2 separate regions of the Homo sapiens genome follow, and region 1 is linked to region 2. A link is an interaction called in ENCODE POLR2A ChIA-PET data of the cell type or tissue named here. Cell type or tissue: Panc1. All regions are shown on one strand. Each heading gives the region's core, and the rest is flanking DNA. Links, peaks and the distances in the headings are about the cores only. Region 1 holds the start of ACP7 (acid phosphatase 7, tartrate resistant (putative)). Region 2 overlaps LOC124904713 (a long non-coding RNA gene).

What was found. ChIA-PET counts read pairs that join two places held together with the same protein. Peaks named below come from ENCODE experiments on the same cell type or tissue, not always from the same donor. Only the 100,000 strongest peaks of a DNase experiment are listed, where the experiment ranks them.
Region 1: POLR2A ChIA-PET joins it to region 2 with 5 read pairs; 6 of 35 experiments call an interaction of 5 or more read pairs at or near these places.

What each region holds. Positions count from the first base shown.
Region 1 is chr19:39,082,312-39,086,705 of GRCh38, forward strand. ACP7 (acid phosphatase 7, tartrate resistant (putative)) reads left to right here and starts at 2,057. Exons shown (of 13, transcript NM_001004318.3): 1 at 2,057-2,089; 2 at 2,781-3,079. The coding sequence starts at 2,959. RefSeq lists an enhancer at 1,910-2,410. In Panc1, for the core only: no CTCF peak of the experiment used is centred there; DNase peaks (open chromatin) are centred at 760, 1,315 and 2,480; H3K4me3 peaks cover 2,861 bases; H3K27ac peaks cover 3,109 bases.
Region 2 is chr19:38,934,764-38,939,157 of GRCh38, forward strand. It overlaps LOC124904713 (a long non-coding RNA gene), which reads right to left. Exons shown (of 2, transcript XR_007067253.1): 2 at 60-2,089. Among named protein-coding and RNA genes, the nearest start is that of MRPS12, 6.0 kb to the left of the region's middle. In Panc1, for the core only: no CTCF peak of the experiment used is centred there; no DNase peak of the experiment used is centred there.

The sequences.
Region 1 (4,394 bases), core at 238-4,237, 150 kb after region 2:
CTATAAGGTGCTACTATTGTTCCCATTTCACAGATGGGGAAACCGAGGCACCGTGCGGTTAAATCACTTGTCTAAGTTAGTCAGTGCTGAAGATAGATTTATAACCAGGCCATCTAGCCCCAGAGTCGATGCTCCATTCCCCACCGCAAGCTTATACCTGAGCTATAAGCCCTCATCCGCCAGTCAGGGTCCAACCAGAGGCAACTCCAGTGGGCTCTTTTCACCTGGGCTGGTGGTTGGGAATTCAGGAGCTACGTGAACTTGGATAGGGGAAACTTTTTTTACCTCTCCTTTTACTACACTTTAATCTAGCAGTTCTCAAAATGTGGTCTGGGGGCACCTGTGGGTCCGCAAGACCTTTCTCAGGGGCTAGTGAGGTCAAAAGTATTTTCATAATGATATTAAGACGTTTGTCCTTTTCATTCTCCAGAGACTACCTGACCTGTGATAATGTCATCACTCTGATGGCTAATAGAAATATATGCATGTATATTCGTGTGTTTTTAAAACTTCTCGTTTTCAGCCAGGTTCATGCCTGTAGTCCCAGCTACTCGGGAGGCTGAGGCTCGAAAATCGCATGAACCCAGGAGGCAGAGGTTGTAATGAGCCAAGATCGTGTTACTGTGCTCCAGCCTGGGCAACAGAGTGAAACTCTGTCTCAAAACAAAAACAAAACACACACACACACAAAACCAAAAAACAAACACAAAAACAAAACAACAACAACAAAAAAACCCCCCAACACCTTGTATCACAATAGCACTGGTTTCCTTTGTATTTCTGTGTATTTATATTATGCATGTAACGACATGATCCTGAGAAGGGCTTGACCAGCTTGCCATAGGCATCTTTAGCACAAAAAAGCTTAGGAACCTCCCATTCTGGACGAACTAAGAATACGGGGAGGTTATAATTGGGGGCCACAGGAGTGGCAGGTACTCAAGTTTGGTTATGAGAGCTACTTTCATTATATTTTAGGCTGTAATGGAGACTCTGGAAGTGGGAAGAAAAAAAAAAAAACTCAAACAGTGCAAAGGGCTCGTTTTGATTTTCCCACACTCCTAGTGCCAATTTCTGAAATTGGTGTCCACAATCAGTAGAAGCCTATGTGCTCTGAATTTACAAAGCCAAGTGGTGGCGGGTCATTGTATCTGCAGTCAGGAAGGGGAAACGACTGGAAATCCGGGCCCCCCCAGTTCTTCCCTGCTTCTCTTTTTGTGGCAGCCGCTCCTCACGTTCAAACAGATTGCAAAGGTTTACAGGGGAGAACCCTAACTTGTTCCCTAGACGTCAGTTTCTGGAGTTCCTGCATTAATACGATTAAAAAGAACAGCTGATTCTTATCCAGCCCTTACTCTGGGCCGGGCCCTGTTATCGGCATGAAATTTCATGCAGCAACTCGTTTACTCCTCACAACAGCCCACGGGGTATATACGAGCATCACCTCCTTTTTACAGGTGAAAAAACCCAAGGTCCAGCGAGGTTGAATAACTCACCTAGGTCGCACAGCTCAGAAAGCCCACTGCAATTCCGGGATTCTGGTTTTGTTTTGAGGTTGCCCCGGGCTTCTGAGGAGGGGTCAGTGGGCTCAGCATGGAAAGGAAGGAAGCCGGAAGGCTGGAGGAAGATGCAGCGAGGCTGGAAAGGTTGGGGATCCCCCGGTCCTGCACACCTGGGTACCTGGGGATCGGGCAGGGCCAGGATAGGGGCCGGTGTCCGTGCCCTGGGGCTCCCCAGCTGATGAGTGGGCGCCTGAGGGACGAGCGCAGGGTTACCTGCCTGGGCTCTCACCTGGTGGCCGGCTCAGAGGTGGCGCGCCGGAGACGTATCATAACCTTCCTGGGTCCCCCTTCCCGCGCCACGCCCTGGTGGGGTGGGCGGGTGGGTGTGGGGCGCCCAGGCAGGACCGGCCGGACCTGTGGGACCCGGGGCCCTGGCTGTCTAGGGAGGCTGTCACCCCGAGGCGACCGGCTCTTCCGGGGCTGGGACGGCTGTAGGCGGCAAGAGGCCTCGGCACCCGCGAACTCATAAATACCGGGGCGGCGCTGGTGGCGGGAGAGGCGCGTGCGGGCAGCCGGCGCCCCCGAGGGTGAGCCGGGGTCCGGGAGGGCGTCCCCTTTCCCGGATGGTCCCGACCCGGCTCCATCCTGGCAGCTGGAGACGGAGCTGGAGCAGGCGGGAAAGCGCTGGAGAGAAGGGGGGTGGGTACAGATGGGGGAAGGGCAGGGACGCTGGGGATGGGGAGAGAGGATGCGGCCGCTCTGGCCATGATGGGCTCTAAAGGATCTGGGGGTGGTGTGGGAGGATTGGGGTCACTAGGAGCAAAATAGAAGGCTAAGGATGGAGTAGGGAGGCGAGGTCCCGGGGGCAGGCGGGAATGCTTGGAATCTCGGGAGTAGGTAGGAGAACTGGGGTTTCTAACAGCAGGATGGAAAGCTGGGGATGGGGCTGCGGAATGCAACCTCCTACACAGCCTCCACCCCGCTCCCAGACCCCCAGCACTGAGAGTGAGCTCTGGTTAGGAGCAAGGCTCTGGAATCAGGCCCTCCTGGGTTCAAATCCTGGCTCCATCCCATCCTAGCTGTGCAGCTGAATCACTCAGCTGCTCGGTTTCCTCATCTGTGATATGGGGATGACAATGCTCACAGCCACCACTTCATAGCAATGTCGTGAGGCTTCCGTGAATTAATCTATGTCAAGCGGTTGGCACACTGTGAGTGAGGCTCAGAGAGCTCTGCTGCTGTTCCTTAGCGATTCTTATTTTTGGTTTCTCTCTCCAGCACCTGGATAACCACCCATCTTGAAGGAGACCTCCCTGCCCTGCCTCTGTTGTCCCCCAGAGCACTGCCTGATCATCCTCTGTTCCCCATCCTCCCAGCCCTTCCTGCTGTACCTGTGGGGAGCTGATCTCCTCAGTCCCCCTGCTTTTCCCCGGTCTGCCATCACCACCCCACCACCATGCACCCCCTTCCTGGCTACTGGTCCTGTTACTGTCTACTCCTGCTATTCTCCTTGGGAGTCCAGGGGTCCCTGGGGGCTCCCAGCGCTGCCCCAGAGCAAGTCCATCTGTCTTACCCAGGTAAGTGTCCCTGACTCATTTCTATGCCTCTACCAGAGAGGCCCAGCGGTGCTTCGTTGTTTGAGGGCTCAGGAATCCCACACTGTGAGCCCCTAGGCGGGTGGCTCATTCCTCCTGAGCCTCCATCATCCACCTCTGTGGAATAGGAAGTACAGGCTGTGGAACACCTGGAAGTGTGGGGAATGATCATGGTGCTCAGCCCACAGAGAGTGCTCCCCTGCTCTCAAAAGGGGACCGCTGCTGTCCTTGTTCATTGCATCTCTGTTGTGTTTCCGGGACCTGGCACGTTTGTTCGTTCATGCACGGTAGGCCTCAGAGCCAGTTGTGGAAGGAACCAGTGGATGAATGATAACAGAGCTGGGTTACCCAGCCCCTTCTCCATCCCTCTTCTCCTCTTCCCCACGAGGCTGACTGCCTCCCGATCTTTGATTAGGATCCTTCCACTGTGGGAGTAAGAGCTTGGACTCTGGACCATTGGCACCCAGACCACGTGGGTTAGAATCCCAGCTTTGCTATGTACCTGCTGCCTAATCTTGGGCAAGTGGCTTAACCTCTCTGTCCTCAGTCTCCTCATCTGGATAATGGGGTAATATTAGTACAACCTCATGGTGAGGTGTAAATGAGTTGCTACCTGTAAAGGGGCAGAACTGAGGCTGAGTGTGGGGGCTCACACCTGTAGTCTTAGCAGTTTGGGAGGCTGAGGCGGAAGGATCACTTGAGCTCATGAGTTTGGGACCAGCCTAGGAAACATAGTGAGACCTCTGCCTCTTAGGGAAAAAGAAAAAATCTTAGACAGGTGTGGTGGCATGCACCTATAGTCCCAGCTACTTGGGAGACTGAGGTGGGAGGATCGCTTGAGCCCAGGAGTTCAAGGCTGCAGTGAGCCATGATTGGCCACTACACTCCAGCCTGGGCAACAGAGAGAGACCCTGTCTTTAAAAAAAAAAATGTGGAGGAGGCCAGGCACAGTGGTGCATGCCTGTAATCTCAGCAATTTGGGACACTGAGGTGGGTGGATCACTTGACCTCAGGGGTTCAAGACCAGCCTGGGTAACATGGGTGAAACCCGGTCTCTACAAAAAAATTAAAAAATTAGCTGGGCATGGTGGCTCACGCCTGGTCTCAGCTGCTTGGGGAGCTGAGGCAAGAGGATCGCTTGAGCCCAGGAGGCAAAGGTTGCAATGAGCCAAGATCATGCCATTACACTCCAACCTGGCTGACAGAATGAGGCCCTGTCTCAAAAAAAAAAAAGGGGGGGGGGAGGGGGATAGAACGGAGCTTGGCATGTAGCAGCAATTTCCATACACTTTAAATC
Region 2 (4,394 bases), core at 137-4,136:
TAGGATCAGAGCTGGTGGCAGATAAGTGCACTGATTACAGATAAAAATTGCCCATCCCCTCATATTTGGCACCAGTTTTATTGAGCTAGTTTGTTGGCCATGCCTAGCTGAGAAATAGAGAAGTGGAGGGAGATGGGGGGATGGGAGAGCTTTTCCTCATGGCACACTCTGCTCCAGGAGTCTGTATACAGGAGTGTGGAGAAAAGGAAGTGTTACCTTGCAGGAAGTTGCCCCCAAAGCAAGGGCAGGAGGTGGGGGTGGGGGACTTGGCCTCTGATGGAATTCTGGAATTCTGATGAGAGAGGTGCTAGCCTGACCTGAACAGGAGATGCTGACAGGCAGTGCTGGGCATGTTGCACAGAGATGGCTGGTTACACAGCCCCGTGGCAGGATCCCAGAGTGCCGAGACCAGCTGGGTCGTGGAGACCCTAACCCAGTGGCGCTAGAGGAATTAAAGACACACACCCAGAAATACAGGGTGTGGAGTGGGAAATCAGGGGTCTCACAGCCTTCAGAGCTGAGAGCCTCGAACAGAGATTTACACACATATTTATTGACAGCAAGCCAGTGATAAGCATTATTTCTATAGATTATAGATTAACTAAAAGCATTTCTTATGGGAAATAAAGGGATGTGCCAAAATAAACGGATGGGCTCTGGCTAGTTATCTGCAGCAGGAACATGTCCTTAAGGCACAGATCGCTCATGCTATTGTTTGTGGTACAGGAACCCCTTTAAGCCGTTTTCCATCCTGGGTGAGCCAGGTGTTCCTTGCCCTCATTCCAGTAAACCCACGACCTTCAGGGTGGGGGTCATGGCCATCATGAACATGTCACAGTGCTGCAGAGATTTTGTTTATGGCCAGTTTTGGGGCCAGTTTATGGCCAGATTCAGGGGCCTGTTCCCAACATGTCCCCTTTTTTGTTTTGCAAAGTGATAAAAGCAAAGGCAGCTTTGTCACGGTGAGCTACTTCTCACAGGAGTCAGGATCCGCATCTGCACACTATACAAAGACAAACAACACAGAGTAAAAGCACAATCATCATTGAAATCACAGAGCCTCCAAGTGTTTTTATCCATTTGAATGGGTTACTAGCTGCTAATCTGTCTGCAGCTCCTTCAAGCACTCCAGTTCCTGGCATTAAGTTCACGTGTGCCTGGGATACTTTAAATATTTGTTCTTTCAATTTTGCAATATCCAAATACAAGTTTGTAGAGTGGCCTTCTAGATGCTTTTTTATTCTTTCCCAAATTTTGATTTTATTAAGAGCTATTAACAGTTTCCACAAATGCTTATGTTTAGCTCCTAGAGCAGGCCATATCATTTGAGGCTGAGGTGCCACTATACTGCCATGGTTCCAGATAATAGGAACTCTTGCTGTATTTCTTACCATTTCTATCATCTGACCATTTTGTTCAGATGAGCTGATCACAGTGTGGCCATGGCATGCAGACTGAGAGGTGCAGTTCAAGCTAAACATCCCCATAGGTGACCAATTAATAATGATTCCATAGGAATTGTTGTGCAGCACCTCTGCCTGTTCTGCAAAGCAATCTTCCTAAACAAGTACGTTCATTTTTGCTAACTGGGTCCAATCCTGTTTACAAATATGTTTTTGAGGGCAGTATGCCTCAATTATAGGAGCAGATTTATTATGAGATCAGAAAGCTTGTATAACTGTGTCATAGAGTGATTACATCCAGGCATTATTGCCAGCCAAGATTGATAAATATGCCCAATAAGTATAATTGTCCTCTGTGTCAGCCCTTATTGAAGGAATACTCATGGCAGTGGTGATCATCGCTATCATAGCTACCATTAAATTACTCATTGCGACTGGTTGTCCCACTTTCCTCAGGTTTTCTTCCACCATCTGTGACAGCTTCTTGATCTGTCTCCAGGTGGGTGGCTGTGTTTGACAGGTGTTGCTCGTGACAGTTGGGGTCTTCCTCAGCGTCAGTCTCGACATGGCTGCAACCGGGGGTGGGGGGGGTCCTCAGTTTCCTCCCGGAATCTCTTCCTCAGCATCTGGCTCATGATAAGGTTTCAGGTGTCTTGATGGTATCCAAATCGGCTGTTGAGTCAGTCCTGGAGAAACACAAGCATAACCTCTACCCCAAGTTATTATTTTACCTATTTCCTAACTTTTTGTTATTGGATCTCTCCACCAAACTAGTTGTTCTGCTTCTGTCTTTGCAGCTGGTTTCTGTAGATGCTGTTCAGCTACTGATAGGATCTGGCCTTTAGGCAGGCTCAAAAAATTTAAAGTTAACAATGCTAGATTCAGTTGCATATGGGGTGTCCCGTAGTCCTTGTTTTCCCCCCTTTTTTTTGCTTTTGCAACTGCTGTTTCAGGGAGAGATTCATTCTTTCCACTATGGCTTGTCCTTGAGAATTATATGGGATACCAGTAATGTGTTTAATATTCCGTATAGAGAAAAATGTAGCTAGAGCTCGGCTAGTGTAGCCTGGGGCTTTATCTGTTTTAATAGAAGCTGGAATGCCCATCACTGCAAAACACTGCAAAAGGTGACGCCTGGAAGAGGTGTATGAGCCCTAATGTGAGTGATGTAAAAAGGGTGCATTCTACTCCTAACTGCTGTTTGCAGTTGGGTAAATAAAATCATCAGTTGTTCATCTGCAGGAAATTGTAACTGAGCATTTTCAGTTAATTGTGTGGAATGAATCACGTATGAAGAGTCAGAAATCACATTAATAGGCATATGAAAAGCAGTCACTACCTCAATTACAGCTACAGGCTCCACTTTTTGAGCTGAAGTATAGGGCATCTGAAAAACTTTACTTTTTGAGCCAGAATAAGAAGCTTTACCATTACTAGACCCATCTGTAAAAACATTTTCAGCACCTTCAATTGGTTTAAATTTAGTTATTTTAGGGAGAATCCAATTAGTTAATTTCAAAAATTAAAACAGTTTTGTTTAGGAAAATGGTTATCGAGAATACCCACAAAGTCAGCTTAATTGGTTTGCCAAGTAAGACTATTTATAAAAGCTTGCTGTATTTGTGCCTTTGTGAGAGGGATAATAATTTTTCCAGGATCATATCCATGTAATTTAACAATCCGAGTTCTCCCATTTCCTATCATAGTAGCAATTTGATCCAAATAAGGAGTTAGAGTCCGTGAATTAGTATGTGGAAGAAAAAGCCACTCTACAAGATCTCACTCTTGAACAATAACACCAGTAGGTGAATGCTGAGTTGGAAAAATTAGCAAATCTAGAGTCTTCTCTGGATCTAATCTATTTATTTGAGCTTTATGGACTTGCTTTTCGATTAGCCGCAGCTCTGCCTCAGCTTCTCTTGTTAATTACCGAGGGCTTGTGAGACCAGGATCTCCTCTAAGGATAGAAAATAGATTACTCATGGCATAGGTAGGAATGCCTAGAGCAGGTCGTATCCAATTAATGTCCCCTAGTAATTTTTGAAAGTCCTTTAATGTTTTCAATTGATTCCTATGTATGGTTGCTTTCTGTGGCACAATGGTAGTGTCATTTACTAAGGTCCCCAAGTAGGAGTAAGGAGTAGTAGTCTGAATTTTGTCAGGAGCTATAATTAAACCAGCGCAAGAAATCGAATTTTGTAAGTGATCATAACATTGGAGTAATACTTCTCGAGTGGGGGCAGCACAAAGTATATCATCCATATAATGAATAATGTAACACTGTGAAAACTTTTAACGAGTAGGTTCAATTGCTTGCCCTACATAAGTCTGGCAAATTGTTGGGCTGTTTAACATGCCTTGTGGCAATACTTTCCAGTGAAAACGCTTAGCAGGCTGCAGGTTGTTTACTGCAGGAATTGTAAATGCAAACTGTTCACAGTCTTGCTCAGCTAAGGGGATAGTAAAGAAACAGTCTTTTAAATCTATGACTATTAAAGGCCAATTTTTTGGAATCATAGCAGGAGAAGGCAATCCTGGCTGTAATGTACCCATGGGTTGTATAACTGAATTAATGGCTCTTAAGTCAGTTAACATTCTCCGTTTATCTGATTCTTTTCTTAATTACGAAAACTGGAGAATTCCAAGGGGAAAATGTTGGAGCTATGTGTCCGTTTTCTAATTATTCAGTAACTAATTCCTCTAAAGCCTTCAGTTTCTCTTTACTTAGCGGCCATTGTTCTATCCAAATTGGCTTATCTGTTAACCATTTTAAAGGTATAGGTTCTGGAGGCTTAACAATGGCCGCCATCAAAAATAATATCCTAAACCTTGGCGGAAACTTGTATTTCTGCTTGAAGCGGTTCCTTCAAACCTTGTAAATTTTTTCCTAGTCCCATACTAGGGACATACCCCATTTCATGCATCATATGTTGACTTTGAGGGCTATATAATTGTTCTGGAATTAGAACTTGTGCTCCGCATTGTTGTAAT